Linked DNA regions of Homo sapiens: region 2 is linked to region 1. A link is a loop called in an ENCODE intact Hi-C map of the cell type or tissue named here. Cell type or tissue: uterus. All regions are shown on one strand. Each heading gives the region's core, and the rest is flanking DNA. Links, peaks and the distances in the headings are about the cores only. Region 1 has its middle 390 kb from the start of LINGO2. Region 2 has its middle 330 kb from the start of LINGO2.

Region 1 (16,723 bases), core at 3,299-11,298:
TCTGCTCTGCATAAAACAATAGCTTTATTTGTGCTTTGTTCCTAGGTTAAATAAAACTCATATGAACAGCTTTCTACTCAGAAATGAATGATTTTTGTATGCCATACGCAAAGCATATTAGAGCTAGAAAGAAAAGGTGGTATTTTTGATAACTTTACCCCTCAAAATTTATACAGCTCACAGGCTGAAGCACATCATAGCCACTTATCAAAACCAGGGGTTTCCTATTAGCAACAGCATTTTGTGCTAATAGCACAAAATCATTAGTTTGCTGCACTGATCATTTATTACAGCTTATTATCACCAATCACCCTATTTATACGAATGGACAATGAATTACTATCAGATATATTAGGCAGATGAAGAGGGGAAAATAAAGATAACAAGCCCAATTAAAAAATCAACTTTCAAGAAAATAGGGAAATATAAAATTTAAAAATGTATGTTTAATTTGTATTGTCAGAAATTCAAGAAGATTTTACATTGGTAATACAAGAACAGGATACCTTAATAAAAATAATTAGAGATTAAGTAAACATTTAAGGTATTATTTAAAAAAATAAATTGATTCAATGAATAGCAGAAATCATGTAGTTGAAAAGAAAATTTGTATTTGGAATACATGTTTCCTTAAATATTTCAAGAAATCCAAGTTAAACCAGTAAAGAGAACAACTTGTAAGTCATAAAATGATTCAGTAAAGTGGCCTGTCCTAAATCACATCTAACTTAAATACCAACAATAATTAATGAGAAGATATATTATCAAATATTTTATTCACACAAACTAGTAACAATACGACACACCCACACACACTTAGTGGCAAAAAAATGTGCAAAGTCTTTGTGGTAGAGAAAATAATGGCCCTGTAAGGATGCTTACACCCTAAACTCTGTAATCTGTGAATATGCTACCTTATATGGCAAAAAGAAATTTACATGTGATTAAGTTAATAATCTTGAGATGGATCTGTTATTATAGATTATTTAAGTTAGATTCAATGTGATTATATCATGAAGATTCTTATAAAAGGGAAGCGAGAGGGTCAAAGTCAGAAAAAGGAGATGTGACAATGGAAACAGTTTGGAGTGATGCATGTTCAAGACTGAGGAAGGGTCCACAACCCAAGGACTGCAAATGGCCCCTAGAAGGTGGACAACACAGGAAAATGAATTCTCACTTGGAATTTCCAGAAAAAAACACAGTTATGCCAAACCTTCATTTTAACCCTCTCAGTCACCCAGAATTCAGACCTCTAGAACTGAAAAATAACAAGTTTGTAATGTTTTAAGCCACTAAACTTGTGGTAATTTATCACAACAGCAATAGAAAACTAATATAGCCTGTAGAATTTTGATAAATCAAAACTCAAACTGTTGGGAAGAATATAAAAAAGCTTGCATACATATGGTAACATATGAATTATTCCCCAATTAATCCATAAATTCTAAGCAACAAAATTAAAATGTTGTAGTCTTTACTCTTATTATAATCATTATAATCAGTATAGCTATTAATCTCCTACTATGTGATAAGCATTGATTTACATGTCAGACATAAAATCACAAGCAAAAATAGAAATAGTGTTGCTTACATTGAGGTTATAGTTTTGTGAAGAAGATAAAACTTTAAAAGATTATACATGCTTATATACATGCTGAGGGGTGTGTGTGTATGTCTGTGTCTATGTCTGTGTATTTCTCTGACAAAGGCAAGAAAGATGGAAGATACAGGGTTCTATGAGAAAATACAATTGGGTAACTAATCTAAGCAGCAACATCAGGAAGTGATATAAGAGCTAGGATCCACAGACTGAGTAGGAGGAGCTGGTATAGGAGGAAAGGAGAAGTAGCATGTGCAGAAGTGTTTTGTGAAAAGATTGTACCTTGTTCATGGTTCATAGAAAGAAAGGTCAGCATATATTAAATCTTATTTCTTACATAGGCCAATTAAAGATTCTATGCTTGTCCAAATAACACAATTGCGGCATAGGTGCACAAAGATATTTGTGTAAGAATGCTTACTGTAATGTTTTTATGATGTAATAATAGAAATATTTAAGTATCTATGAATAAAGGAGACAAAGACACACAAACACACACACATGTATATATACCTCTATATATATTCTAGTAAGTTTAAAAATATAGTGACTTTTTTTAAGTTTATAATATATTATGGCATAGAAAAAGATCTTTATCGGTACCTGTATTATAGTAGTTTACATGCTTAAAATCTATTATGTGCATGTGTAAATTCATAAAAATGTATACTCGTATATTCCTGTTGCTCTAGGCTTTAACTAGAGTGTGGAGAATATACACTAAGTATTTAAAAGTAGTTTCATTTGCAAAGTGAGATTAGGCAAACGGGGGAACATTTTGGTTTTCTTACTGTATTTCTTTATTACTTGAGTTGATTAGAACAATTTATAATTTTGTTTAAAAATAGGAATAAAAATACATGTTGAACTTAAACAGATTTCAGTTGATGTTAACAAAAAAATCATCTAATTATTGTGTTTAACCATACATTTAATAACTCATCAGCCACTACTTATTTGGTACCCATAACATTATAGTCACAAAAAGCAACTGAGTCTTAAGCTTATTATTTTATTCTGTTTACTTTAAAATTCTGTAAAGTAAGTATCTAGATGTCAAAATTACGTGAAAATTAATCCCTGTTTCATCCTTGATTATTGCGTGTATGTGTATGAATGCACATCATTAAAATTCTCAAATAGGCAGCCTCAAGTCAATGCAAGAAACTGAAAACGTAAATCTAATTAATCAGTTGCTCATAATTTTCTATGTAGCAATATTATCCAAAGATATCTTGTCTGATATAATAATAAAATTCTGTTTCACATTTTCTGTAAAATAATACAGAGGAATAATAATACAGGTAGACATCTACAAGGAGAACAAATATTTCCCTAATACTATAATCCCTGATCCAATTATCCTTACATTTTGTTTCCATCAGAAAAAAAGCAAATCATCTGAATAATTAAAAAATAGGCATAAACACTTTAATTTATCATTCTGGAATGTAGAAAGCAAATTTTAAATTTACTAAGTAAAACCAAATGTGTATAATTTTGATATGGCATTATTTATGTTGATAATTTAACAAATAACAATATCCCATACTTAACTTGTTCTGATTCCTTGCCTCCATTATGGGCTTAAAATGGAGAGGGTTCCACCTTTGGAGGTGGAATTCTCTTTGAGAAATTTGAAGACAATTCAAAAATCAGCTGGTTTTTGGCTACAGTATTCCTAAACTTTTACCTTAGCAAATCAAAATCATAGACAGTATTTTTTCACACTTCTATTAGAACAGTTTCTGTGCTGTTCCATAGTTAAAAAGTAGTATTGACATTCAACATACACAACACACGGAATTACACTGAATGCAATTATTTATTTAGCTTGTCTAATGTGATACATGACATCATTATGAATATACAGATTCCTATTCTGTTCCTAACCCTTTTTCAGAACCCAATTTATATTCGCATTCTCTATGAACTCATATCCAACCATTTTAGTTCTACTTGAATCTGCTCAGGCAGTTAAATAAGTAAATGTATGTCATATTTCAGTATATAACTGCATGCTTCTGTATGTTAGCTGTCCTACAACTAAATTGTCATCTTCTTGAAGGCAAACAACATGTTCTGCACTTGCTGGTTGAACTGACATTCTCTCTATATGGTGTATTTCATTAGTTAATTGCCAACTAGAGGATGGTGTGGAATGACTTATCATTCATGCAAATTTATGGAAAAGCTATGAATAAAGCTGATATCTAGAATGGAGAAGTCAGCGTTGATTTTAAGATTTTTAAACTTTGTGTTTTTATTGTGTATTTTAGTACAGTTTATTTATAACTCATTTTTGTACAGATAATGCTCCTAATGTAACATTAAACTAAAACAACAGTTCCCCACTAACATAATCAGTCTATTGATACACACAGGGGTCCCTCGAAGTTTTGGTTTCATTTTGATGAAGGTCTCCAGCATTTAGAATAGACTCATATTTTGCTAGTAGCCCCTCCCTCTATTATTGCAGGATCTGAGATGCTGCTGCACTCTGGAATCTCTGAGAGATAACACAAATTATACATAGCAAAAAGAAAAGACTGTATATTAAGAAGTTGCGGGAAATGCTAGTTTAATTTGTATTATTGATTGCAGGAGCTCATATAACCTTTAATGGTTTAAAAAATATTGTTATTATCCAAATTCAGTTTTAGCATGCAGCGTTTCCTAGAATTAGTTCACACACTCACACTTTTGTAACTTCTGATTTAAAATACTTTGTATCACAGTTTTTATGACATCTACTGTACAATAATTATTCCAGGAAACCAGATAAACCAAATTTCTAGGAAATTTTGATATTTGTTACCAGAGAATTCATGGAATCGTGAAGGGCCTCAAAGGAATCTTGTTGAGGAATTTTAACCACATTATTCTGCTTGGGAGAAAATCATAGAATGCTACAAGTTGACAAGTGGTGGAGACAAAAAATAAACTTGCTATAATCCCTGAAATTTGTAACCAGTATATAACGTGATCAAATTTGCAATACTTACTTCCTATATGAGATAAAATATGAGTATGTTAACTGCCTCTCGTTATTAAGCAGGTTGTTCTTTACAAATACACATCTTTATTGTTTGCATGAACACAAATATTTCTTGAGAAGCACGTTGAGCCATGAAATATGAATCAATTATTGATAGAATTGAGCCATTGAGATGGTTAACAATGTCATTTTAATTCTATAAGCCACACCAGAAAAAAACAAGCTTAAAAAATTTTTGGATGCTATCTATATCTCTGAGATAGGAAGAATTCCAAAGGCTGATAATGAAATCTAAGGTTGTTCAGCTGCTTAAACAAGATGGTCGTAGGTATTTAAGTCTAACTCATGATGTTAAAACTGTCATAAAATGCATAAAGCTTTGTCACTTACTTTATGCTCTATGATACACAGATAACTAATAGTAACAGTACTTACTTTATAGAGCTGATATGAAGATATCTATTTGATACAGTTTATATATATATATTTGAAACAGGTTCTCACTCTGTCACCCAGGCTGGAGTGCAGTGGCACAATCATGGCTCACTGCGACCTCCAACTCCAGGGCTGAAGGCATCCTGCTACCTCAGCCTCCTGAGTAGCTGGGACTACAGGCATACGCCACCATGCCCAGCTAATTTTTGTATTTTGTATGTGGGGGTGTGTGTGTGTGTGTGTGGAGAAGGGGTTTCGCCATGGTGCCCAGGCTGGTCTTAAACTCCTGAGCTCCAGCAGTCCTCCTGTCTCAGCCTCCCAAAGTGAAGGGATTATAGGAGTGAGCCACTGCGCCTAGCCTATGAAGATATTAATAATAATATTGATGATGAAAAAGAGCTTAGAATAGTCAGTAACAGACTGTAAGTGCTATGAGTCCTTATTAAATGAAAAAGTACCATAATAAAGTAATAATAGTATATTAATATAAAATAATTTTCTTCTAGCTATCTTTTTATAGATCTGTAAAACTTCTAAAAGATGTAGCAAGCATTGAGATGTTACCAAGCCCTCATAGATGAGGAAAATAGAGTTTATTGAATAACATTTATAATGCATTCTACTGGAAGCAAAGCACAAAGAAATGCTGTGAGAAGTAAATATTTTCAGACAATGGCTCTGCATAGACCTTGTCCCTATGTACAGTCATTAACTGTTGAGGTTAGGATTCAGGAATGATACAATTGCTAGTTAGATAATATGCTGCTGATACCTTAAATCTAGAAGAAAGGCAGAAACGTAAAATGTGTGTGATATTAGACTAGTCCTGAATCTTATGGCTTGTTATTTAATTATAATACTACAGTAACCAGCCTTGTGATACAATAGCACTTTCAAATGATGCATAGTTGGAGCCCCTTCCAGGTATGAATTAGAAATGCAGTCAGCAGTTCTGTCATACATGTGTGTCCTGATACCTGGTAACAAAGTGAGTGCATGAAAACAGGCCCTGACGTTGCTTCTTATATGCTTTTAATTCCTTCTATTTTGAAGAAAATGAATGAAATTGCTGTTCAGGAATACATCAAGTCAAAATATACACCATTGCTAGAAATAAATGGGTTTTAATATACACACATATTTATTTCATTTAAAGTTCGAGAATATAATTTTAAGACATCAAAATAAATATGATAATAATAGAATAGCTCAAGAATTGAAATTAGACAAAGTTCTATTTGAAGAGTATTGTATGCATTGGATTTTTTCTCTACAGCACTTTCAAAAATGATTCTGAATTTTCTTAAATTTTATGGCTACTAAATAGATAAACTGCCTGACTTTCACTTAATAATGATGGTTTCCACCCTTTCCCTGTGTTTTCTAAGAATTATAAAACGAATACAACTAAGATACGTCTAGTTACTTTTGGCACAGAAGCTTATAGCTGCGTTTTTATCCAAAACGCCAAGTATTGCTTTTGACTATGGAATCCTGTGAGCCCTAAGCAGGATGTTTCAAACTGTGAATTGGCCCATTTATATCTTATGGTGTAGCAGGCATTTCTTTAAGTTATTGGTTTCCCAGAAGGCTAGGAAACAAACTTATTTTTTAAGTAGAATAGAGTAAAACAAAACAGCAAATATCATAATGCACAGCATATAATAGAGTGTAAGGCTTTTTTAAAGAACATTCTCTTTAATGTGTATGTGTGCATACGCATCTGTGCATGCACACAGCTGTTGAAACATATTCATATTTATAAATATAAAGTTTGAAAGTCACTGTGTGAGTCTGTGATTATATGTCACAGGTTTCATATGGCCTCGAAATGGTCATTAGAAACCTGTACATGCACATTTTCTAGGAAAAAGTTTTATGTTCTTCATTTGAAATACTTGTAAAGTTATCATATAAAAAACTTTGAGACATACTTATTCCAAAGCAAATTCCATCATGTTTGTAGTTTTGGGATGAATATACTTTAAAATGTAAAATAACATAGAATAATTTATATTTATATGCCTATTTTGCAAATAGATGTACTATAATTGCTTACATGTTTTTTATATAAATTTAGGTTCTGAACATGACAAAGTAGAACTCTCCAGCAATTGTTCCCTCATAGAACTATCAATTTGGTAAATTATTCACATATGAAAATGCCTTCATAAGGGCTAGCAGGTAAGTGATCACAAATTTGTAGCACGATAATAAGAAAATATGCTGATTTTGTACCTTGCAACTTCGCTTGTTTATGAATTCCAATAACTTTTTAGTGGGGTCTTTAGGTTTTTCTAAATATAAGATCAGATCATGTGCAGACAAGGATAATTTGACTTCTTCTTTTCCAATTTGGATGCCTTTTATTTTTCTTGTCTGCTCACACTCTGGCTAGGACTTCCAGTACTATGTTGAATAAATGTGGTGCAAGTGGCATTCTTGTCTTATTCCACATCTTTCAGTTTTTCCCTGTTTAGCATGATACTAGCTGTGAGTTTGGCATATATAACTTTTATTATGTTGAGATATGTTCCTTCTATACTCAGCTTTTTGAGATTTTTTATCATGAAGATATGTTGAGATTTTTTCAAATGCTTTTATGGCATCTATTTAAGTGGTTATAAGGTTTTGTACCTCATTCTGCTGATAAATAATATGCACCCTATTGATTTTCATTTGTTGAGCCATCTGGGCATACCTGGAATGCATCCCACTTGATTACAATGAATGATCATCTTAATGTATTGTTGAATTTGATTTACTAGTATTTTATTAAAGATGTTTGCATCTATGTTCAGGAGATATTGACCCATAGTTTTCTTTTTTGTTGTGCCTGTCTGGTTTTAAAATCAAAGTGATACTGGCCTCATAGAATGAATTTGGAAGTATTCCCACCTCCTCATTTTTTTATAATAGTTTGAGTATGATTGATATTAATTATTTTTCAGCTGTGGTTCCATCAGGTCCTTGACTTTTCTTTGATTGAAGACTTTTTATTACAGCTTCTATCTTGTTAGTTTCTATTTGTCTATTCAGGTTTTGGATTTCTTCATGGTTCAATCTAGGTAGATTGGATATGTCTAGAAATGTATCCATTTCTTCTAGGTTTTTCAATTTATTGTCATATAGTTGCTGATAATAGTATCGAATTATTCTTTGAATTTCTGTGGTATCAGTTGTAATGTCTTCTTCCTCTCTGATTTTATGTATTTTGATCTTCTTTCTTTTTTATTTGTTAGTCTAGCTAAAGATTTGTTGATTTTGCTTATCTTTTCAAAAACTGAACTTTTATTTTACTTGATCTTTGTAGTTTTTAGTGGCTACTGCATTTATTTCTGCTCTAATCTTTACTATTTCACTTCCTCTAATTTGGGGTTTGGTTTCCTCTTGCTTTTTTATTGCAAAAAGACGTATCACAATGTTGTTTATTTGACATTTGACTACTTTTCTGACATAGGTGTTTATTACCATAAACTTCCCTCTTCGTACTGCTTTTGCTATATCTTATACATTTTGGTATGTTGTTTTTCCATTTTTATATGTTTCAAATTTTTTTTTAATTCCTTAACTTCTTCATTGACCTATTGGTCATTCAGGAGCATACTGTTTAATTTTTATGCGTTAGATACAAAATCAACATAAAAATATTAGTAGCATTTCCATATGCAAACAATGAACAACCTGGAAAGAAACCAAGCAAGAAAGCAAAATTTAAAATAACTAGAAATACAATGAAATACTTAGGAATTAACCAAATCAGTGAAAGATCTTGACAATAAAAACTATAAAAGGTAGTAAGATAAATAGAAGGGAACACAAAGAATTGAAACATATTCCACATTCATTGATTGGAAGAATATTGTTAAAATGTCCATCCTACCCAAATCAGTTTACAGATTCAATGTCATCTGTATCAAAATACCAACAACCATTCTTCACAGAAATTTAAAAATCAATAAGAAAATTACAATGGAATAAAAACGACCCAGAATAAACCAAGTCATCCTGAACAAAAAGAAAAAAAATACTAGAGGAATCATGTTACCTGACCTCGAATTATATTATAGGGCCATAGTAACCAACGCAGCATGAAACTAACTTATAAACAGACACATAGAACAATAAAACAGATTAGAGAACCCAGGATAAATCTACATATTTACAGTGAACTCATTTTTGACAAAGGTACCAAGAACATACATTGAGAAAATGTCAATTTCTTTAATAAATGGTGCTGGGGAAATGACATCCATGTGAGTAAGAATGAAACAACTCCCCACCCCCGCCTTTTCTCACTATATACAGAAATCAAATTTAAAAAGATTATAGACTTAAATCTAAGATGAGAAATTGTTAAACTACTAGAATAAACCATGTGAAAAGCACTTCAGGTCATTGATCTGGGCAAATGTTTGAGTAATAACTCAAAAGCACAGGCAACCAAAGCAAAAATGGACAAATGGTATTACATCAAACTAAAAAGCTTCTGTACAGCTAAGAAAAGAAAGTTAAAAGACAACACACAGAATGGGAGAAAGTATTTGCAAACTAGCCATATGACAAGTGATTAATAACCAGTATATATATAAGCTCAAACAACTTAATAGGAAAAAAGACAATCCAATTAAAAATGGGCAAAGAATCTGAATAGACATTTATCAAAAGAAGACATACGAATGGCCAATTGTTATATGAAAAAGTGCTCAATATCATTGATCATCAGAGAAATGCGAGTGAAAATACAATGAGATATCATCTCTCCCCAGTTAAAACAGCTCTTAACCAAAGAGAAGCATAACATATTCTGACAAGGATGTGGACAAAGGGAAACTCTCATACTCTGTTGGTAGGAATGTAACAATTAGTACAGTCTTTATGGAAAAATGTATGGGGTTTCTTCAAGAAACTTAAGATAGAACTGCTATACAATCCTGCTGGGTATATAGCAAAAAATAATAATAATAATAATTTTGCTATATAAGAGATACCTGCACTTCCATGTTTATTGAAGTACTATTCACAATAGTGTAGATATGGAACCAACCCTGGTGTTCATCGAAAGATGAATGGATAAAGAACATGCGGTAACCCAATGGAATATTATTCAGCTATAAAAATAAAGAAATCCTGTCATTGGCAGTAACGTGGATGAAACTGGAAGACACTATGGTAAGTGAAATAAGCCAGTCACAGGAAGAAAATATCACACATTCCCACAAATATATGAGAGCTAAAAAGAAAGAATTGAACACATGGAGATAGAGAGTAGAATGATAATTACCAGAGGTTGGGCAGAATAGTCGGGAGTGGGGATAAAGGGGAAGTGGTTAATGGGTACAAAGATATACTTAGAAGGAAAAAGATCTAGTGTTCATTAGAACAATAGGGTGACTATAGTTAAAAACAATTTATCATGTATTTCAAAATAACTAGAGTAGAATTGATATGTTCCTAACATAAAGAAAGATATGATAAATACTTAAGCTGATGGATACCCCAATTACACTGATTTGAATGTGACACATTGTAGGCTATATCAATATATCACATGTAGTCCATAAATATGTGCAAGTATTGTTTATCCATAATAATTAAAAATGAAAACAATTTTTAAAGGGAAATTTGCATTTAAGAGGGTCAGAAGAACATTTTGGCATTACTCGCATCACACCCCAGCCAACTCAATCCAGCAAAGCATGGAGGGAGACATCACCCACTTGGGGAAAAGATAAAAATATAAGTAAAGGACTTTGCTTTGAACTTCAGCACTGAGCCTGTCTTAGTAAAACCAAGCACTAGACAGAACCCACTGCCCCATCCTTCAGGCTAGCAGCCACAGACAACCTCTTGACCTTCCCTGTTACCAGGCATTGCTACACAGTCTTAGGCTTCAGTCTTGCTGATTTAACCTCTGGCCTGTATCACTGTTGAGTTACCTTCAGAGGACCCAAGCTCTGGAAAACTCTCAGCCATAGGCAGCCTTTAGAGTCCCCAGGCTTCTATTGTTGTCCAGTGCTGTGCTGGCTGCAGTGGGCCCTGGGCTTCTGGTTCCCACGTCCCAGTGCCATGTCAATTGTAGCTGCCTCCAGCTTCTGGTGCATTGCAGCTCTCTGCTTGCCACAGGTCTTTCCCAGACAAAGACAGTCGTTGAAAGCTAGAACAAGCAGTAAATTCTTCAAATGCACAAACAATAATTTATGACCATAAGGAAAAAGAACAATTAGGGAAACGTGTCATCATACAGACAAAATAAAGTCCCAGTGACTGATACTAAAGAAATAATGATGTATAAATAGCCTAATGAAGAATTCAAAATAACTATTTTAAGGACGCTCAGGAAACTTAAAGACAATGCAGAGAAACAATTCCAAGAAATAAGGAAACCAATATGTAACTAAAATATGAAATTTAACAATGACTTTTTTTTAAAAGTCAAATAGAGATCTTGGAGTTGAAAAAATACAATAAGTGACATAAATGCAATGTAAGCATCAATAACATAATTGATCAAACAGAAGAAAGAATTATGAACTCAAAGACAGGTTATTTGACTACACACAGTCGGGGAGTTTGGGGGAGGAAATAACCAGAATGAAAAGGAAGGAAAAAGTTTCATGACATTTATGGAGCATCAAAAGAGCAAATTTTTAAGCTCTGACTGTTTAAGAAGAAAAAAATAAGGAGGTAAAAAGCTTATTTGAAGAAACAGGGGTAGAAAACTTTCCAAACTTGGAGAAACATATAAATATCCTGGTATATGCCCCAATCAAATTCAATCCAAATAAAACTACCCTGAGACATAATCAAGTTATAAACGATCAAAGATGAAGAGAGAATCCTGAAAACTGCAACAGAAAAGAAACAAATAACATATAAGGAAGTTCCAATATGACTAGCAGCAGACTTAGCAGAAATCTTACAAGCTAAGAGGGAGTGGGATGAGATATTAAAAGTGCTGAAGAAATAAAAGTGTTAACAAAAAATACTATACTCAGCAAATCTCGTAAGAAGTGGAAGTGAGATAAGACTTCCAGACAAACAAAAGCTGAAGGAGCTTTTTTCCCACCAGATCTGTCTTAAATGGTAAAGGGAGTTTCCAAGCTGAGAGTAAAGGACACTAATGAGTAACATAAAATCATCTGAAAGTATAAAACTGGCTGGTAAAAGGAAGTATAAAACCAATTTCAAAAAGTACTTTAATACTGTAATGGTGGTGTGTCAGTCATTTATATCCTTATAAGTATGAAGGTTAAAAGATAAGCAAAATTTAAAAAGCTACAATCATTTGTTACACTATACATAATATAAAAAATATAAACTGACAGCAAAAATTCAAAATGTGGAGTGGAGATTGGAGTAAAAGTGTAAAGGTTTTAAAATATTTTTATCAGCTTAGCATAACCTATTATAACTATATTGTTTTTGTAAGCCTCCTGGTAATCACAAAGCGAAAATCTATAGTAAATTAACAAAAAATTAAAAGCAGGGAATCAAAATATAAACACAAAAGAAAATTCACAAAGGAAGGCAGCAAGAGACAAAAAAATTAGTGAAAGATGTGGAAAACAACTAGAAGACAATGAATCAAAGCCATAGTAAGAACCGACCTAGCAATACTTAACTTGACTGCAAATGATTTAAGTTCTCCAATCAATATAGAGTGGCTGAAGTGATTATTTAAAAAAAGTTCAATTATAACTATGTTCTAATTATATTCTGTCTGTAAGAAACTTTATTCACCAGTAAGGACACACATAGACTTCAGGTGAAGGGATGGAAGAAAATATTCCATGCAAATAGGAAATAAAAGAGCAGGAGTGACTACACTAGATAAAATAGACTAGAAGTATAAAAATATAAAAAGAGACAAAGTAAGTCATTGCACAATGATAAATTCAGAAAAATCATATAACAATTGTAAATATATATATATATGCATACACCCAATGTTAGAGCACCTAAATATAAAAAGCAAATATTAATAGATCTGAAGAGAGAGATAAACTGCAATATTCAATCACAGAGGACTTTAACCCTCCACTTTTAGCAAGGGACACATCAGACAGAATATTAGTAAGGGAAATTGGACGTAAACTATACCCTAGATCAAATGGACCAAACAGACATATGCAGAACATTTCATATCACAAATGCACAGTACACGTTTTTCTCAACTAAACATGGAACATTGTCCAGGATAGATTAGACATTAGGCCACGAAACAAGTCTTAACAAATGTAAGAAGATAAAGCGACATCAAATATATTTTCTGACCACAGTTATGTAAAACTGGAAATCAATAACAGGAGGGACTTAGAAAAATTCACAAACCCATGGAAATTAAACAACATGGCCCTGAAAAATCAATGGGTTAGTGAAAAAATGAGTTAGTGAAAAAATCAAAACGATATTTTAAAAAGTATCTTGATACAAATCAAAATGGAAACACAACATACCAGAACAGATCAGATACAGCAAAAGTAGTTCTAATAAGGAAATTTATAGCAATAAATGCCTCCATTAAAGAAATATTTCAAATGAACAACTTAATGTTTCACCTCAAAGGCCTAAAAAAACAAGAACAAATTAAGCCCAAAGTTAGTAGAAAGAAGGAAATAAAGATCAGACAAGAAATAAATGAAATAGGAACTATAAAAGCAATAGAAAAGACCAGCAAAACTAAAAGTTGCTTTTTTGAAAACAAAATTAACAAACCTTTAGCTAAATGAACTAAAAAAATAGAGAAGACAAATTAAATCAGAAATAAAAAAATTTGGCAACAGGTACAACAGAAATACAAAAGATAATAATAGACTATTATAAAAAATTGCATACCAACAAATTGGATAATCTAGAAAAAAAGTATAAATTCCTTGAAACCTATAACCAACTAATATGGAATTAAGAAGAAATAGAAATTTTAACAGACCAATAATGAATAAGGAGATTTAATCAGTAATGAAAAGTCTCTGATCAAAGTAAAGCCCAGTATTTGATGGCATCACTACTGAGTTGCAACAAACATTTAAAGAACTAATACCAATTGTTTTCCAACTCTTCCACAATTTTGAAGTGAAGGAAATACTTCCAAATTCCCTTTATAAGGCCAGCATGACCTTAATTTCAGAGCCAGAAAAGACACTACCAAAAAAAAAAAAAAAAAAAAAAAACTATAGCCAACATCCCTGATGAATACAGATGTAAAAATCTTCAATAAAATACTAGCAAATTGTATTAAACAACACATTAACAAGATAATTCACCATGATCAAGTGAGATTCATTCCAGGGATCCAAGGATGGTTCAACATATGTAAGTCAACAAATGTGATATCACATTAAGAGAATGAGGGACACAATTCATATGATCATTTCAATAGATGCAGAAAAATCATTTGCCAAAATCCAACATCCCTTCATGGTAAAAAAAAAAAAAAAAAAAAAAAAAAAAACAAAAAAAACAACTCTCAACAAATTAGGCAAAGAAAGAATATTGCTCAACATAATAAAGGCTGCATACAACAAACCCACAGCTAACATCATACTCAGTAAATAAAAGTTGAAAGCTTTTCATCTAAGCTCTGTATCAAGACAAAGATGCCCAATCTCATCACTTCTAGTCAGTGTAGTTCTGGAGGGCCTAGTTAAATTAGAATTAAAGAAGTTAAATTGTAATTGTTGGCTTATGACATGATCTTAGAAATAATGAACAAATTCAGTAACATTTAAAGATACAAAATCAACATAGAAAAATCAGTAGCATTTCCACTAACAGTGGACTACCTGAAAAAGAAATCATAAAACAATTCTACTTAAAATAGCTATAAGAAAATAAAACACCTAGGAATAAATTAACCAAGGAGGTGAAAGCTTTACACTGAAAAGTAAAAATCACTGATGAAAGGAATTAAAGTAGACCATATATGGAAAAAAAAATTCATATTCATGGGTTGGAAGAATGAATATTGTTCAAATGTCCATGTTACCCAAAGTGATTTACAGATTCAATGCCATTCGTTTCAAAATACAAACGACACTCTTCACAGAAATTTTAAAAATATCCTAAAATTTGCTTGCAACAGAAAAGACCCCCCAAAATAGTCAAAACAATATTTAGAGAAAAAAAAAAAACCTGGAGGCATCACACTACCTGACTTCAAAATACTCATATTACAAAACTATAGTAACCAAAACAGCATGGCACTGGCATAAAAACAGACACATAGGCCAATGGAACAGAATAGAGACAAAAGGAAAAAACATGCACTTAATGTCAATTGACTTTTCAACAAAAGTGAGGTGACATGAACACATAATGGGAAAAGGAAATCTCTTCAATAAATGATGTTGGGAAAACTGGATATCCACTTGCAAAAGAATAAAATTAGACTTTTATTTGACATCATGTACCAAAATCAATTTTAAATGAGTTAAGGACTTAAACCTAAGACTCAAAACTATGAAACTGCTATAAGAAAACAGAGAGAAAGCTCTATGACATTAGCCTGGCAATGATTTTTTTTTATACGACCCCAAAAGCACAGGCAAAAAGAGCAAAAGTAGCCAAATGGTACTATGTCAAACTGAAGAGCTTCTGCAGAGCAGAAGAAATGATCAACAGACTGAAGAGACAATCTACAGAATGAGAGAAAACGTTCCCAGATTACACATCTGATAAGAGATAAATATTCAAAATATTTAAGAAAATCAAACAACTCAAAGCAAAAAAAAATAGACAAAGAACTCGAGTGTATATTTCTCAAAAGAAGACATAGAAATAGCCAAAGGGTAGATGAAAAATGTTCATCACTACTAATCATCAAGGAAATGCAAATTAAAACCACTAGGAGTCATCACTTCACACCTGTTGGAATGATTATTATCAAAAATACAAAGATAAGTATTGACAAGGATGTAGAGAAAAGGGAACTCTTAATACACTGTTGTTGAGAGTGAAAATTAGCACAGCCGTTATGAAAAACAGTATGAATGTTCTTCAAAAAAACTAAAAATAGAAACACCATGTGATTTAGCAATTCCACTACTGGGTATATATCCAAAGGAAATGAATTCAGTTGTCAAAGAGATATCTGCACTCCTGTGTTTTACTGTCTTATTTAAAACAGGCAAGATATAGAATCAACCCATGTCTGTAAACAGATGAATGAATAAAGAAAATACAGTCACATACACCATGAAAATCCTGTCATTTACAACAACATGGATAAAACTGGAGAACATTATGTTAAGTTAAATAAGCCAGGCAAAAAATGATGAATACCACATGATCTCACTGATATTGAAATCTACAGAAGCTCATCTCATAGAAGTAGGATTGTGGATTTTGGGTGCTGATGCATTTGGAGAAGGAGCACAGGGAAGATACTGGTCAAAGGATACCAAATTTCTGTTAGGAAGAACATCTATGCAATGTAGTGATATTGTATTCTTGAAAAATTCACTAAGAGAGAGTAAGTAAATTATTCTCACCACAAAAATGATAACTATGTGAGGTAATGCACATACTAGTTCGCTAGATTTAATCATTCCACAATGCATATTTACTTCAATATGTTGTACATGATAAAAATATTCAATTTTATCTTTCAATTTAAAAAATAAATAAATTTAGATTCTACTTGAGTTACATACAAAATATATTTATCTTCCTGAAAATGAAACTAA
Region 2 (16,723 bases), core at 5,189-13,188, 57 kb before region 1:
AAAACGTGCATTTAAAACTCACTAAAATAATCTTTGCTCTTTCTCATAACAAGACTGTGTGTTATCATTATTGAGCACATGGTATATTCTAGCCAATTAACTTACATCTAATCTTTGTAACCAAAGGACTTTCGTTCTTTGTTAATTTCAACTGTCTGGCATCAACAATCTTCCGTTTTTGCTTGTATCACTCCAAAATAGCATAATGTACTACCTCTCCTAAAGTACATTAACAAAAGCTTCCTCCTCTCTTCCCACTTTATACCCATCCAGTCTTTTCTCCTTAATCTGATGAAGTTGCTCAAGACAAGTGTTCATGTCAAGATCATTGATGACTTCATACCGTCAGATCCACAAGAGACATTCTCATTTTAGCTGAACGGCATTCATCAACACCTGGTATAATTGATTACTCACTTCTCAAAATATCCCTCCTATCACCACATCCTACTTGTTTTTTCTCTTATTTTTCTGGACAATTATGTTAAATCTTCATTATAATTTCTCCATCTTTATATGACCTCTATATGGCATAATGGGGTAGTTATCTGGATTTTAGGATTAGGTCCACAGTCTATTTTTCTGCTTTTTTTTCCTGAGAGATACTGTCTCCTGTACTGTGTCAAAACCTTCATATGGATGTGGGTGTGTGCCTACATTGTGTATGTGTGTGTTGTGTGTATATGCGTGTGTGTATGGCAAAGATAGCTCCTATTAACTTCATTTGTATATTCAATAAACTGCATAATATCTTCACTTAAGTATCTCACAAACATGTAAAACTGAACTTTAGGTTTTTTTCCCCATCCCCTTCTTTTCTGGCATATGTATTTAGCATTGTGAATTGAATATATTTATATATTGCTTTAACGTATTTCATTTATTCAATCAAAACATGTGGGATAAGTATCTAAAATAAATGAGACTATACAAAGTTGTATGGGGATGACTAACCAAATAAAAGCTGTTGCCTTTAAAAAGGCGATAGGGTTACAGACACAAGAGTTCAACTCTAGAAGACTGTGTTATAGGTTTTGTAAGTGCAAAAAGTGTACAATAGAAAGGCAATAAATAGTTTTATGAAGAGAAGTGACATGACTAGAATTAAATCTTATGTTTTCTACTGTGGCTGCTTTGCAGAAAATGCATTTAAGTTTGTAGGGATTTAAATAGGCATGGAAAATGAGGACTGCAAAAGGTTAATAGTAAGACAAATTATCAGCCTATTATAGGAGACACTAGTACTTTAGTCTAGAGTAATGCTAGCAGAAATGGAAAGAAATGAATAGATTTGATATAATTTTGGTGATAAATTTTATGTTACTTGCCGAGGAAAATACTATATTTCAAAAAGAGGTACTGTGTATTATCTGCTAAAATAATTTAATAACTTCTGCCTTTGGGATTTAGATACATTTATATAGAGCCTGAAAATAGTAGGCATGTAATAAATGTTGAATGTTTAAATGAATAGATGACTAGAGGAACAAACAGCTGGATGGATGAATACATGTGTACATGCATAGTGAATTCAACTCATTAAACTGATGATCACCTATAGTTTTTATATTGAATACTATATTGCTTTTTAGCATATATAGCAGTAGATACATGTGTATATTTGTTTGCTGGTTATTTTGTCAGATACTTCTTTTTAAACTTTTATAGAAGATTTTAAATAGATTTTTGCTTATCACATAAAGGACCCTGGGAAAACTTGAAAATTAAGAAAGAAGCAATCACCTGCAAAAAAGTTTTTGTTTATTCCCTAAACAAATGCAGCTGAATATTCTTTAGAGAAATAAGCAAGCTATTCAGCTAAGTTGATTTTTACATTTATATGCATTATACTTACAGTCACCTTTTTCCTAAAAAAAAAAATCACAGAATATCAAGTACTACTCTATATAAAGTTTTTTTGTACCTAAAATAATTACTATAGAAGGATATTATTAGTGTTACTATAGAATATTACTATAGAAGGATATTATTAATATTTCTCCCCCTTTTCCCCCAAAACAATGTGCTGTTTTCAATCTTACTTTCGCTTTAATACTTGTGAAAATTAAGATGATGATATATTTTAAATAGATAGCTTTGATTTGCATAAAATATAAGTTTGCACAAGCTTTTGAAAGCACTTCAGAGAGTACTTAAAGCTGAGTATATTTTTTGGCTGATTATACATGCAGTAGTAAACTGCATCTGGCGATATATATTTTATTAACAGTTTCCTCATCCTTCTGCCTAAATCTACTGATTTATTGATGGTTTCCTTTTACCTCTGCTATGATTCTAATGCTCCCAAAACTTTTTTTTTTTCCTTCTTATGCTTGTTTATATGAACCACCATTGTGTGGATAAGGGTGAGAGCACAGAAGAAATGGATTTTAGAGTCAACATTCAGTACCTATTCAAAGGTGACTAGGATGAGAGCTAGTGTGCTTTTGAAGAGAGAGAGAGAATAGATTAAGGAGATAGCTAGCTCTCTCTCCATATTTAAAGATGGATAACATCTACCACTTATTAAGAGTTGTTATTGGCCTAGATATTTAGGTGATGCTTTGATAGTCAATTACTAATGCCTAGGTTATACATTGTGGGGAAACACTCTTACTTTCTGTGATTACATCTGAACCAAAGTCTTGTTTTCCTGTCATGCTGCTTTTAATAATATTTTCCTTCCTTCCTTCCTTCCTTCCTTCCTTCCTTCCTTCCTTCCTTCCTTCCTTCCTTCCCTCCCTCCCTTTTCTCCTTCTCTCTCCTCTTCCCTCCTTTCTGCTCTTCCTGCCTCCATCTCTCTGTCCTTATTTATGTATCTATATTAACTCACATTTTTGTTGCCTTAGTGTAGGCAGTGTGTCTTTAGTTTTACATTTGAGAAAACCAGAAATAAATACTCTGAGTTTTTATTACACATTATATGATTCTACTTTATTATACCCAAATTTCATCTCATGTTTAATTATAAAAGTAATAATTAAAATATTAGAATATCAGAAAATACACACAAACATACATAAGAACAGAGGTCAGTGTGGCTGTCAGAAATTGTGTTGTGGAAAGTATCCACAAATGCAGTATCCATTTTCATTATTGCTTACTGGGACTATTTTGAAAATATAATGTTTTAACTGGGCTTCCAATCCCCAGTCTTTCTTCTATTATATCATTTCTGGATTCACATGACACTGATTAAATACACACACATACACACACACAAGATTATAGTGCTCTGTGGTTAGGAAACTGTGACAGTTCCATGATACTTCCATGTTAAATTTTCCTGCAAATTTTACTAAAATTCGGGTTCCCAAGACCTACCTACAAATATTTAAATTCTTAGTTATCAGATGGTGCCTAGGAATCAGCATTTTAAGAAACAAAGTCTTTCTGATGTTCGACAGTCTAATCACATTAACTTTCTTACCATCTCTGTAAAGAGCACCTACCTTTACTCTCCATGGCCATTGTATGTCCTGTATCTAGAATATTTGGAATCACTCTCACACAAAAGCTCAAGTCAAAAATTTCTTCTACTCCACTGTCTGGAATGAATAACTCTAACTCCTCAATCTTCCCTGGCATCTCGTTTGTACCCCAAATAGTCTTCTCTTTTATATTAGGGTAAGTTAATAGATCTTGTTTCACATGGAGATTTTGAACTTTTTTTGGTCAGTATAAACATTTATAAGTGTTTATATTCTTTGTACCTAGCAGATATTTGTGAAACACAAAACTTATTTTAAAGGAATAAGCATAGAGTTTGCTCTTGTTTCAGAATATTGGATATATAAATACACATGCAGACACCAGAAATTTTTAGATATATGATTTTATTCTTTCATGTTTAATTATAAAAGTAACACTTACAGTATTAAAATATCAGGAAATACATATAAACATATCTGTCATCTATCTATCTACCTATCTATCATCTACCTATATAATGTCATCCAAAAGTTGCAACTCAGAAAAATTATATTTACTGACATTTTTAATAGATCTTTTATATACAAAACTATATTTTTCTCAATAAAAAAGTTTGCTTTAAAATTTTCTTTTCTATTATTTTAATTAATAGACATTATTGCTTAGAGCAGTATTAGGTTTACATAAAATTTTAGCAGAAAATTCCTTTATACTTCCTTTCCATGCCCCACCGCACCCTCAGTTCTCCTATTATTAACACCTTGCATTGGTGTAGTACATTTGTTACAATTGATGAGCCAATATTGACACATTATTATTACATAAAGTCTATAGTTTGTATTAGGGTTTATTCTCAGTGTTTTACAGTTCTGAGGTTTTGACAAATGCATAATAGCATGTATGCACAATTACATTATCAACAGGGTAGTTTCACTGCCCTAGAAATCCCCTGTGTTCCTGCCCCTGGCAACCACTGATTCCTTTACTGCTTCTATAGATTTGCTTTCTCAGAATGTCATATATTTGGAATCACACACTATGTAGCCTTTTCAGAGTTACTTCTTTCTCTTATCAATATGCATTAAAGATTCTCTTATGTCATTTTCTGGTGTGGGGGGGGCTTGATAACTCATTTCTCTTTATTGCTGAATAATATTCCATTGTTTGTACCATAGATTTTTATTCATTCGCCTATTGGTGGACATTTTGGTTGCTTCCAAGTTTTGGCAGTTATGTATAAAGCTGCTATAACCATCCATATTCAGGTTTCTATGTGGACTTAAGTCTTCAGCTCATTTGGGTAAATGTCTGGGAGCATGATTGCTGGATCAAAAGGTGTGACTATGTTTAGCTTTGTAAGAAGCTATCAGTGTCTTCCAAAGTGGCTGTACAATTTTGTAATACTATCAACAATGAGTGAGAACCCTTCTTGTCCCATGTTCTCTCTAGAATTTGGTGTAAGTGTTCTGGATTTTAATCATTATAGCAGTAATGCAGTGGTATCTCGTTTCCATTTGTAATTCCTTAATAACATATTATATCAAGCAAATTTCATATGCTTATTTGTCATTTGTATATATTCTTTAGTGAAGTGTCACTTCAGAACTTTTGTCCTGCTTTTTTGTTTTTTACTTATTTTGAAGTTCCAAAATCATCAGTTTTTTGACTTCATAGTAAGAATGTGGATTTTTAACAAATATTTCCGTTTTCCTACATAAGCAAAGTAATGTAACTTAGAAAATTTTTTTGTTGATGTGGGCCATTATTTTTCCTAAAAATATTGTCATGTTAATATTTTACATTTAAGCCAAAAATATCTTGTAAGTTAGGCAGCGTGCTAGTTCAAATTTGGAATATACATGACTATATATAGTGTAATTCAATAACAAACACAGATAACCATTACAGGACTTGTTTTCTATTGTGTAGCCTAGAGAATGACCCTCAAGTTGGTTTTGTGATATAATATATGCAGACAATATGACAGGTAATTGATTTGATTTAAAATATACCTTACTGGTGACAAATTATAGTTTTATTACTGAGCGTAGCAAAATAATATTTAAATGAACATCTAATGGAGCAAACATTTTTTAAGAAGAGTTGTTAATTTTGCCACAGTACATTTAAAATTTGGACCAAGAAACAGTGTAATTATGAGTATAATGCATGTTGTGATATAATTTCTAATGTGTTGGTGAGAAAAAAATCCTACTTAGAAGAATTACTGGGGATATATTTTGATACGCATGTAAGGATTCATATCTAAAAAGGTTAATATTTACTCCATTCTATAACATGAACTCTGATTTCTTGTTTGAAAATTGTATGGATAATACTCCATTTTCATATTCAAGATTACAGTGTCCTCACCATAAGCCATGAAGAGAAACAAAAGTGCTGAAGTTGTTTAAATAACATTATAATTTTGATAATTCTGTAGTCTCATGTAAATGTGCTTAAATAATGTATTTTCTATAGGGTTCTGAGAAATTCAAAAGAAAATTTCTGTGGCAGGCTTACAGAGTTATATATAGAATAATAAAGGCCGGAAAAGAAACTTCACAAAATAGAAACATACAAAAGATGTGTGTTTTAGTACTGTTATATAGATATGCTCTGACTTACTAAAACAAAGCTGGCTTATTCCAAGGAAATCATGTTCAGTCATAGAAGCTTCCTGCTGTATATTTTTTGGTGTGTATTTCATACTTTAAACTGCTTTGTTTTCATTTTTTACATTGCATTTTAAAGGCACTTAAATATCTTTATAACTTTTTTAAAGCTAAAGAGTCATTTGTTAAAATGCTATAGAAATACAGTGAAATATTAGTCTGAGAGGCTTTGGATATTACAATATAGTCTATTCCCTGCTAGATACCACAGCAAATTAAAAATAAACATGCCCTGGTTATTGTCCATTAACATCATGTAATCTAGAGGTTAAATCCATCATTAGAAAATCAATCAGCCTTATAAATTGTCAGATATTAAAATATCCACTTGAAATTCTTTTGTTTTCAACTTTTATTTTAGGCTCAGGGGTACAGGTGCAGATTTGTTACATGGAAGTATGGTGTGATCCTCAGGTTTGAGGTATGAATGATTCCGTCACCCTAGTAGTGACCATAATAGCCAACAGGGAGTTTTCAACCCTGGTCCGCCTTTCACTCTCCCCAGTCTAGCAGTCCCCAGTGTCTATTGTTTTCTTCTTTATGCCCATGTGTGCTCAATGTTTAGCTCCCACTTATAAGTGAGAATATGTGGCATTTGGTTTTCTGTTCTTATATTAATTCTTTTGGGACAATGGCCTCCAGCTGCATCCATATTGCTGCAAAAGACATGATTTTATTCTTTTTATGGCTGTGTAGTATTCCACAGCATACATATGCCACCTTTTCTTTATCCAGTCCACTGTTAATTGCCACCTAGGTTGATTCCATGTCTTGCTATTGTGAATAGTGCTACCATTAGAATGGCCATTATTAAAAAGACCAAAAATAACAGATGCTGGCAATGTTGCAGAGAAATGGGAACATTTATACAGTGTTGGTGGCTATGTAAATTAGTCCAGTCACTGTGGAAAATAATTTGGAGATGTCTCAAATAACTTAAAATAGAAGTACCATTCAACCAAAAAATCTCATTACTGAGTATATACCAAAATGAAATTCTAATTGTCATCCCAAAGTTAACATTTCCAAATTGAAACTCATATTTCCGTTGCATTCCAACCCCAACATGCTCCATCCACAGTCCTCTCCATCTCAGTTAAAAGCAACCCCATTCTTCCAGTTCTCAGGCCACAATACCTGGAGTCATACTTGATTCTTCTCTTTCTCTCATACTCCTCAATCAAATCTTCAGGACATTATGGCATTATGGTTACTTTCTAAATATATTTATAAACTGAATTATTACTACTTGTACTACTACTGGAAGATTGGAGTTATCATAAACTTTCTTTTAAATTATTGCAGTAGCCTCATAAATGGTTTTCTTCTTTGTAAATTTGGTCTTCTATTTACATTGAAATTCTAATGTCTATTATTCAAATAACGTCCAGAAGGAATATTTTAAAACCTAACTCCAAATATTTTACTGAAATCCGATCAAAACATTGATGGCTCTCCATTTCTTTCAGAGTATACAGCCGGAATCACTATACAGTCTAAAAGAACTGCATGGCCTTCCCCCATTACCTCTAGACTGCCTCTCTTCTTCCCCACACATGTTCCCCTAGCTCCTGGAGCTTCCTGCAATACTCCAAGCACATCTTGCCCTAGTGACCTTGCTCTACTCTTCTGCTTGCAGCTACTTTCCCCAAGATACATGCTTTGCTAAGTCATCTTCAACTTTGGTCAAGTCTCATCTTCTCAGATAGCTTTTCCTTGACTACTCAAGTAATACTGTAACCTGTGCCATCCCCCTTTTTCACATCCTATCTGTCACTCCTTATCCCTTTTACTATGATCTACTATTTTCTTTACATTTATTCAGATTTCTTCTCAAGATCAAGCAGTTTATTTAATGTATCTCTCCTGTGTTATATTTTATCATACGTAGCCAAAAAAAAAAAAGTTGGAAATCTTTAACTGGGATTTAACTGGGAAGCAGCAAGCTTCATTAATTACCCCTTTTATTTTCTGTATTACTGTAAGTTACAGTTGGAGCAAAACCTATTATTACACAGCTTTCTGCCTGACTCAGGAAAGAGCAATTCAAGCAAAGCACAATTGGTATCACTAAGCAAAAAGACAGAAAATGGCTAAGATGGCTAGAATTTTTGGAAGAGAGTACTGGAAAGAAGGGCACTACACAGAGGAATGCTCCAGAAACTACTAAAGATAGTTACAAAGTTACAAAGTTACAAAGGAGATATAGCTCAATAGTCAATACACTTTTGCTCTTCTGTCAGAGGTATGTGAACCAGAGAGACTCCATCTTAAGTAGGAGCTGGGCAAAATGAGGCCAAAACCTACTGGGCTGCATTCCCAGATGGTTAAGGCATTCTAAGTAACAGGATGAGATAAGAGGTCAGCACAAAATACATGTCACATAAAGATCTTGCTGATAAAACAGGTTGCAGTAAAGGAGCTGGCCGAAACCTACCAAAACCAAAATGGTCATGAGAGTGACCTCTGGTCGTCCTCACTGCTTCACTCCCACCAGCTTCATGACAGTTGACAAATGCCATGGCAATGTCAGGAAGTTACACTATATGGTCCAAAAAGGGGAGGCATGAATAATCCACCCCTTGTTTGGTATATCATCAAGAAATAATCATAAAAATGAGCAACCAGCAGCTCTCGGGGCTGCTCTGTCTATGGAGTAGCCATTCTTTTATTCTTTTACTTTCTTAATAAACTTGCTTTCAGTTTGCACTGTGGACTTGCCCTGAATTATTTCTTGCAGAAGATCCAAGAACTCTCTCGTGGGGTCTCGATTGGGACCCCTTTCCTGTAACATATTTCTGGCAATCACGAAGGGACCATAGTGCAGAAACCGTGACCTGACAGCTACCTTTGGGTAAGTGTTGGGTTTCTGTAACATCTTTCTGGCAAACCCAGAAGGGACAATACAGAAGAAACCCCCTAACCCAAAGGAAATAGACTGCAGCACTGATTGAATGACTTTGGGTAAGTGGTGTGGTACCCGGGTAAATAATGGGATTGGGTTAGAGGCCCAACTTAGGGGAGTAAGAGTCTCTCCTAAGACAGAGTAGGTAAGAGGCCCTTCTTAATAAAAGGCAAGGATGCTTGACTGACCTTGGGTTAGAGGCCTGACTTAGGAGGGTTAGAGTCCCTTTTAAGATTTAGGGGGTTAGAAGACTGTCTCAGTAAAGTCCCACTCGGCTAAGAATACATTTGACACTATGGGATGTTAACTGCTATTCTCATTGGATTAATCTGCCTTGTACTGTTTGCTGATGGCTGTGGGTGACAGGGTTAGGCATGTTCAGGATCGTGGGACATGGGGAGCTTTTTCCTCCCTAATAGGGGAAACTTGAGAGCTAATAGGCTTACTGGAAAAGATCCCTTTGTACCAAGAAGCAGCTGACTGAAATTTTCAGTGCCACTGCAATGGGTGGGTCTTTCTCTGGCCTCTCTGATCATTTCGCCTTCCCCACCCTACCACAGGCAATGCTTTTTTCTCTCCCCTTTTGCTTTCTTAATACAAAAGATTTTGTATTACTCAGGGTGACCATCTTGCCCAGAGACCACGCATTGAAACTCCTAGAAGGAGGTTGGATTAAAGATGATGGGGCACATCTGGGGGCAAATTTAAGCCTTGCTGGTTTGATACTGGGTGCTAAGCAGAGTGGTTAACGTCTGTGTTTTATCACATGTATTTTGCTCTGGCCAGAATGAAAAAATAAATAAATTTTTCCTTTATGATGTGTTTTGGCTCCCAGGGTGATGATGCTGCAAGCGAAATCACTAGGGCCGCTCAGGGAAAGGGAACCCAGAAGCCTGGCATGCTGGCAAAAACATAAGAATTTCTTACATCAGATTTCTGGATTCTCTCTCTCTGTGCAAATGGTTGAATGAATGGAAAAAAAGAATCAGTGTTTATCTCCTCTTTAAAGTTTTGATTAATGCAAAAAAAATTCTAATGCTAGTCTTAACCTGGTGTACTTTGTGCTATGAGTTCATTTTTCTGTGTTGAGGGATACTTTAGGATAAAACAAGGGCTTAGAACACCTGTAAGCCTGCTCTTCAAAAAGACAACAAGCTGGTCAGTAACAAACTTGGCTGCAGGTCCCTGAAACAAACAAACAAAAAAACCAAAAAACTGGATGAAGTCTCTATCTTGTTTTATGTCCTTGGGAGTTTGACTTTTTTTTTTTTTTTGAGACGGAGTCTCACCCTGTTTCCAGGCTGGAGTGCAGTGGCATGATCTCAACTCACTGCTACCTCTGCCTCCTGGGTTCAAGCCATTCTTCTACCTCAGCCTCCCGAGCAACCAGAATTACAGGCATGCACCACCACGCCCAGCTAATTTTTTGTATTTTTAGTAGAGACAGGGTCTCAGCACGTTGGCCAACCTGGTCTCAAACGCCTGACTTCAGGTGATCCACCCACCTCAGCCTCCCAAAGTGCTGGGATTACAGAGGCCTGAGCCACTGTGCCCAGCGGGAGCTTGACCTTTAACCATGTGGCTGTACCTTCTCTTGGTCTCTGCCTTCCAGGGAACAGGAATTTTAGGGTTTATGTGCTAGTCAGCTCTAAAAATCATATTAGGCTGGGCGCAGTGGCTCACACCTATAATCCGAGCAGTTTGAGAGGCCGAGGCAGGCAGATCACTTGAGGTCAGGATTTCAAGACCAGCCTGGCCAACTTTAGTCTCTACTAAAAATACAAAAATTAGCCGGGCATGGTCTGGGCATGGTGGCGCACACCTGTAATCCCAGCTACTTAAGAGGCTGAGGCAGGAGAATTGCTTGAACGCAGAAGGTAGAGGTTGCAGTAGGTGGAGATCACGCCACTGTGCTCCAGCCTGGGCAACAGTGCAAGACTCCATCTCAAAAAATAAATAAAAATAAATAAAAACAAAAATCATATTAAATAATTAAAAGCCTTTGCAAGCTCCAAATTAACTACTCTAGAATTCTTCTGGGAAAGACAATGGGGACAGCCCCATGCTGCAGCTCAGTAGCTAAAGTTTTGCACTTTCACAGTGGCGGTCTGGTTTTGATTCTCCACCTAGGAAGTAAGTTCTTTCTGGTTTAATATGTGCGTGACCTTGTCTATTCTCTTCTCCATGGACTGTCTTAAATTTTCCTTTCTCTAAGCACCTCGGTGGTTGTCTTTGGTGAAGTTCAGAAGCTAGAAATATTGACTGCTTGGCATGGATAAAGTAGGGTAATAAGAGATCTGAAAGGATTTTTTTTAAAGAGCACTGTGTTTAAAAGTCAGTTTAATTAAAAGTGGATAAACAAGCTTTAGATATATTTAAAATGCCTTTACGTTTTTCTCTTCTTGGAACTTGTTTTTCTGGAAAAAGGTTTTTTTCTTCTCATTCGACTGGATTATTTTTCTCCATATTTTTTGTCTTGCCACTCTTAACGGACACATGGGAGGCCCTAAGATAACTTCTGTTAGCCTGTGACTAATTGGGAAAAACAGAGGAGGCGCCACAGACCCTGTTTTGGAAAAACCCTCTGTTTTCCTCATGAAACCCCAGGAATTAAAAGCAGATTGATCCCTCTCAAAATCAAAGGCTCTGTTCCTGTTTTACTTGTGTTATCTGATGGTTTTGAGTTTTGGGGGTATCAGAAATTACTTCCCATTATAAGAGAGCTTTGGTGTGTAATAACTAGGTAAGAAATATAATTTAAAGGATGACTAATAATAGTTACGGAGGGATACTTGACCCTTTGCACACTTGGATCAGAGACGCATGCTCTCGGCCATCTGGAAGATAAGGAAACATCCTCATCCCCCACTGGGAGATGAGACTCCCATGAGGGGTGGTGGGCTGATGACAAAATGGGCTGATTGGCTTTGGGTTGCCTTGCAATGAAATGCAGAGTAGAAGCACTGCACTGTCTTCTCCTATAGTATTTCCCTCCTTTTGGGGATCAAGGAACAAGTATAAAATGGCAACCTTAATTTTGGAGACCTGTCTTTGCCTTCAGTTGCTTATTTGCTGCCCTTATTTGACCCTAGAAAAACAGGCTTTCCTGGCCGTGTTCCTCCAATGGCTGCACCCTGAAGGCAGTAATCCAACTAAGAAACTGGCAAATGAAAAATCTTACAAGTGCTGAACCTTCTGTCTATTTATATGTGTTATATGTTTATATATAAGAGAGCTCTAATTAATTGGCTTAGAAAAATAAGTGCTTAAATCAAATATTTTGTAGAAAAATAGAAACTTTAATACCTTTTTGTCACAAAGCTTTAGTAATATTTTGGAAATAAAGATAGTTTTAAAGACTATTGGTAAAATAAAATGGCTTGAAAATGTAGACGTTTGGTCTAAATTAAGGTCAGGTATCACATTTGCTAAATGCTTTAAGGTCAAACTGCTTCTTTAACTTTTAAAAATTGTTCCATTTATATACCTTAAAGCCATTAGAGCCTAGATAAGGCCTGGGAACACGTGGAATTAGCCATGCCCTCTAGCTATATAAAGAAGATTATAAAGAAAGAGATTTTATATAAGAAAGGATCTTGTATGGTAAATTATTGTCCTAAAGTAAAATGACCAGTTGTTTAAAAGGAGGGATTTTAGGGCAAGTCAGAAAGTACAAGGATGTCTCATACGGTCCATGTGAGTCATGAAAAGATTTGTGAAAGGGAATTTATGGAAGAAATGTTGTACAATTCAAAGGTTGTTAGACCTCCTAAATGCTTCATAAAATGCCACTATAACTCTTGTCGTACAACTTGCCTGCTTAAGTAAGGTAAGACCTGGGGACATGTGGAGTTAGCCAAGCCCCTAGCTATCCTGGAGAGTCAGCTCTTGTCTGCATTTCTTCCTGGTGTGTGCTAGGCTAGGCTCCACACTTAGTACCTAATTAAAATCTCTTACTTACCAAGGTTTTCACCAAAAATAAAAGTTGCTGAGAGTTAATATTATAACATGAAATTAAAACTACTAAAGAAACGATTTTACATGCAAAGGTGTGTAAAGAAAGTAAAATGTGTTTTTGGTGAAAGATTATAAGAAGCCATGGAAATGTGGATTTTTTTTTTTCCTTTCTGCCTAAAGTGTTAAATGATTGCTTTACGTAAGAAAAAAATCTAAAATTTAAGCAAGTTGTGGAAGGTTTATAAAAATTAATTGTAAGATATTCTGTGTGTGAACATATTGGCTAAAGTTAAAGGGGTATTATTCAGGTTTTTCCATAAATTAAACATTGGAATAAAAACACAACAGGTTTTCCTTAGAGTACTGATTTGCTCTTTCACAAAAGAATGTAAAGGGTTATTAAAAAAAAGGGTTGTAAGAATCTTACCTTAGGGTGAAACATTAAAATTGAGTAAATATGTCTATAAGGTTTTATTAAAAATTAGTTTTAACATTAATAGTACATTAATGTAAAGGTGAAATTTGGTTTATTTGGTATAAAAATCACACAGGAGGCACTATCAAGTGTGAAATCATGTTTTGCTTTCTTTGAACTATATTTGCATAAATGTGTTATTGGTATATGTTCCAAAGTTAAGGGAAACTCCTATAAGTCTAATATGACTTAGCGTATGCTATTGATAATTATCATTGTTGTGTAAAATTTTGTGTGCCACAGAAGTAACCAAATTTCCTTATCAATTGTGGCTTTAATAGTGGCTGTCCTAAAACTTTTTATCATCCATAGACAATTGTTGCCATGTTTTAACCCTCTTTAGAAGGTGGTTTATAATCAACAATAGAACTCTAGCAGGTGTTCTTAAATGCAGGTTTCTAATAACTTTGAAGATTATGACATCAGAATAAAGGAAAAAACTTTCAGAACTCTCATAGAGAGCTGAAATGTTCATAACTATCAAACAGAAGTTAACTACACAGACTAAACTGAAGAAGTCAAATCTTTTTAACTTTGCATAAAATGTTTCTGATCCTTTGTTTTGTTTTTCAGAGTCAAGGAAACTTTTCTTTTGAGTTACTTACAGCTTGCAGCAATTAAATAAAGTATACTGCTGTGAACAAAATTTGGAACACATTTGTTTCTCTCTACCCGATTTCTTCAGAATTTGGAAACTAGTTGTGAGTATTCTTAACTTATGGCAACATAGTTATTTGCATAAGTGCAACAAGAATCTGTTTTCTTTTGTAACAGGACACAATTGGAAAAGTTGGTTATTTTACCGAGGACTTAACTGGAATGGTGTGCTTTCCTTTAAGGAATCAAACTTGACTTTTAAAGCCAGTAAAAGCCCTTTGGAGAACTGGCCTCATACCTCACCTACACAGTCCCTGTACAGGGTTTCTGACCTATGGTAAGTAAAGAATGTCACTTTCTCACAGGTCCAGGAGCCCCAGGTTATCTTGAGACCTCAAAAGCAGAGAAATTTACCCAACTCAGGTATTTGATGGGACAAACCCGTGGCTGGGCTCAGCTTTAAAAAAGTCTTATCTAAAATTCCTTCTATGGAACAGAGTTCCATCAACACCAATTTAAAAATAACTTATGTTAAAAATGAATACTCTTGCTGCACTTTATACAAATAATCAGGTGAAGTATAATAAAGCAAATCAGTTTTATCATGATTTGTCTTTAGTAAAAATGGGAAACTGGAGAGAGAAATATTATATTTCAAAAACTATGGTACAATTGCTATTAAATTCTAGTCTCGTTAGTTGTTTTTAAGTTTGTTTCTGCAATTTAGACTAACCCTGCTTATTCATGTAAACCAACCAGTGATCTCTGACTGCTGTTCAGAAGAAACAAGAGGGATGGGTGATGTGAAAATCTGGATCGGTATTCTAATTCTGGGCACATTACAATCAGCTGACAACCCCCTATCAGCTTAGTTCCAACAGTTTCCCAGTTCATGAAAAGACTTCTAATTTAGTTTACTCAGAATAACTTTACTTATTTTGCTTTATTCTTGTGGAATATATTGCTGTTGTGCTCTTTGTGTGGGAATACAGAACAAGCTTACTGAATGTTTTCTTAACTAAACAGTTATTAATCTTCCAGATATCACCTCTTGTCGAAACTCAAGAGTCATGAATGGCCCTTGCCGTACTGACGCTTTCTGACCGAGCACTTCTCTACCCTGAATGCAAGAGACCCTCATAGTTAGGCAGGAATATCATCACCCCTATACAGCCTGAAGAAGTTGCAGAAGATGGATCTTTGTCACTCTGCCACCCTTAGGTTTCAGCATTCTCTTATAAAAGAAAGGGTAGATATGTGAGAGGCATGTGAACCAGAGAGACTCCATCTTAAGTAGGAGCTGGGTAAAATGAGGCTGAAACCTACTGGGCTGCATTCCCAGACGGTTAAGGCATTCTAAGCCACAGGATGAGATAGGAGGTCAGCACAAAATACAGGTCACGAAGACCTTGCTGATAAAACAGATTGCAGTAAAGGAGCTGGCCAAAACTTACCAAAACCAAAATGGCCATGAGAGTGACCTCTGGTCGTCCTCACTGCTACACTCCCACCAGCACCATTACAGTTTAGAAATGCCATAGCAATGTCAGGAAGTTACTCTATATTGTCCAAAAACGGGAGGCATGAATAATCCCCCCCTGTTTAGCATATCATCAAGAAATAACCATAAAAGTGGGCAACCAGCAGCCCTCAGGCTGCTCTGTCTATGGAGTAGTCATTCTTTTATTCCTTTACTTTCTTAATAAACTTGGTTTTACTTTTCACCACAGACCCACACTGAATTCTTTATTGTGCAAGATCCAAGAACCCTCTCTTAGGGTCTAGATCGGGAGTCCTTTCCTGTAACACTTCCTTGGCTAACAAAATTCCTACTTTTTTCTAACTCTAATACAAGAGTCTATCGTATTTCTAAGTGATCACAGCTAATTTGTATGACAGCTGGTTATGCTCAGCTTTTACCCTCTTGATATTCTGTAAATTATTTTAGGGCAAGTGATCACGCTTATTTTCGTTATGCTTAGGAGTAACCCATAAGCATTTGTTGAAGAACAAAACTAATAAAATAAAATGTCAAGATGTTGGATGTAGAAGCTGTTCATTTTCAATTTATGTTTAAAAGTAAATGGAATGCTTCAACTTTGATATGATGAACACATAGTCACTCTTTTAAGTTAATGGTGCTACAACTTTTAGTAACTCAACCAGTTAATTTCCAAATTTTTCTTTTTAAAATTAAGAAATTATATATTTAAAATCTAATCAATTGCCATTAGCTGCACTCTTTAACAGTGAAAAGCTGACAGTAGACAAAATCTTTACACGGAATTTTAACATAAAGCTGTTTATGAGGTTTAATATGGTTATTAAAGAAAAAAGGCTCCTGGCTAACACGGTGAAACCCCGTCTCTACTAAAAATACAAAAAATTAGCCGGGCGTGGTGGCGGGCGCCTGTAGTCCCAGCTATTCTGGCGGCTGAGGCAGGAGAATGACATGAACCCAGGAGGCGGAGCTTGCAGTGAGCTGAGATGGCGCCACTGCACTCCAGCCTGGGCGACAGAGCGAGACTCTGTCTCAAAAAAAAAAAAAAAAAAAAAAAAAGGCTAGTTTCTAGGGGTAAAACTCATAAGGGTCTAAGCTTATTGGTTTTATCTAGTACTCAGTATATGATATGGAGGAAAAATTTTACTAACAAAGAAATTTTTGAGTTTTAAATGAGAACT

Evidence for each region. Hi-C counts contacts between places; a loop is a spot of excess contacts. Peaks named below come from ENCODE experiments on the same cell type or tissue, not always from the same donor. Only the 100,000 strongest peaks of a DNase experiment are listed, where the experiment ranks them.
Region 2: a loop joins it to region 1, with 9 times the contacts of the local background. A loop is called at or near these places in 2 of 110 quality-filtered maps.

What each region holds. Positions count from the first base shown.
Region 1 is chr9:29,597,447-29,614,169 of GRCh38, forward strand. No RefSeq gene overlaps it. Among named protein-coding and RNA genes, the nearest start is that of LINGO2, 390 kb to the left of the region's middle. In uterus, for the core only: no CTCF peak of the experiment used is centred there; no DNase peak of the experiment used is centred there.
Region 2 is chr9:29,538,750-29,555,472 of GRCh38, forward strand. No RefSeq gene overlaps it. Among named protein-coding and RNA genes, the nearest start is that of LINGO2, 330 kb to the left of the region's middle. In uterus, for the core only: no CTCF peak of the experiment used is centred there; a DNase peak (open chromatin) is centred at 9,872; H3K27ac peaks cover 3,068 bases.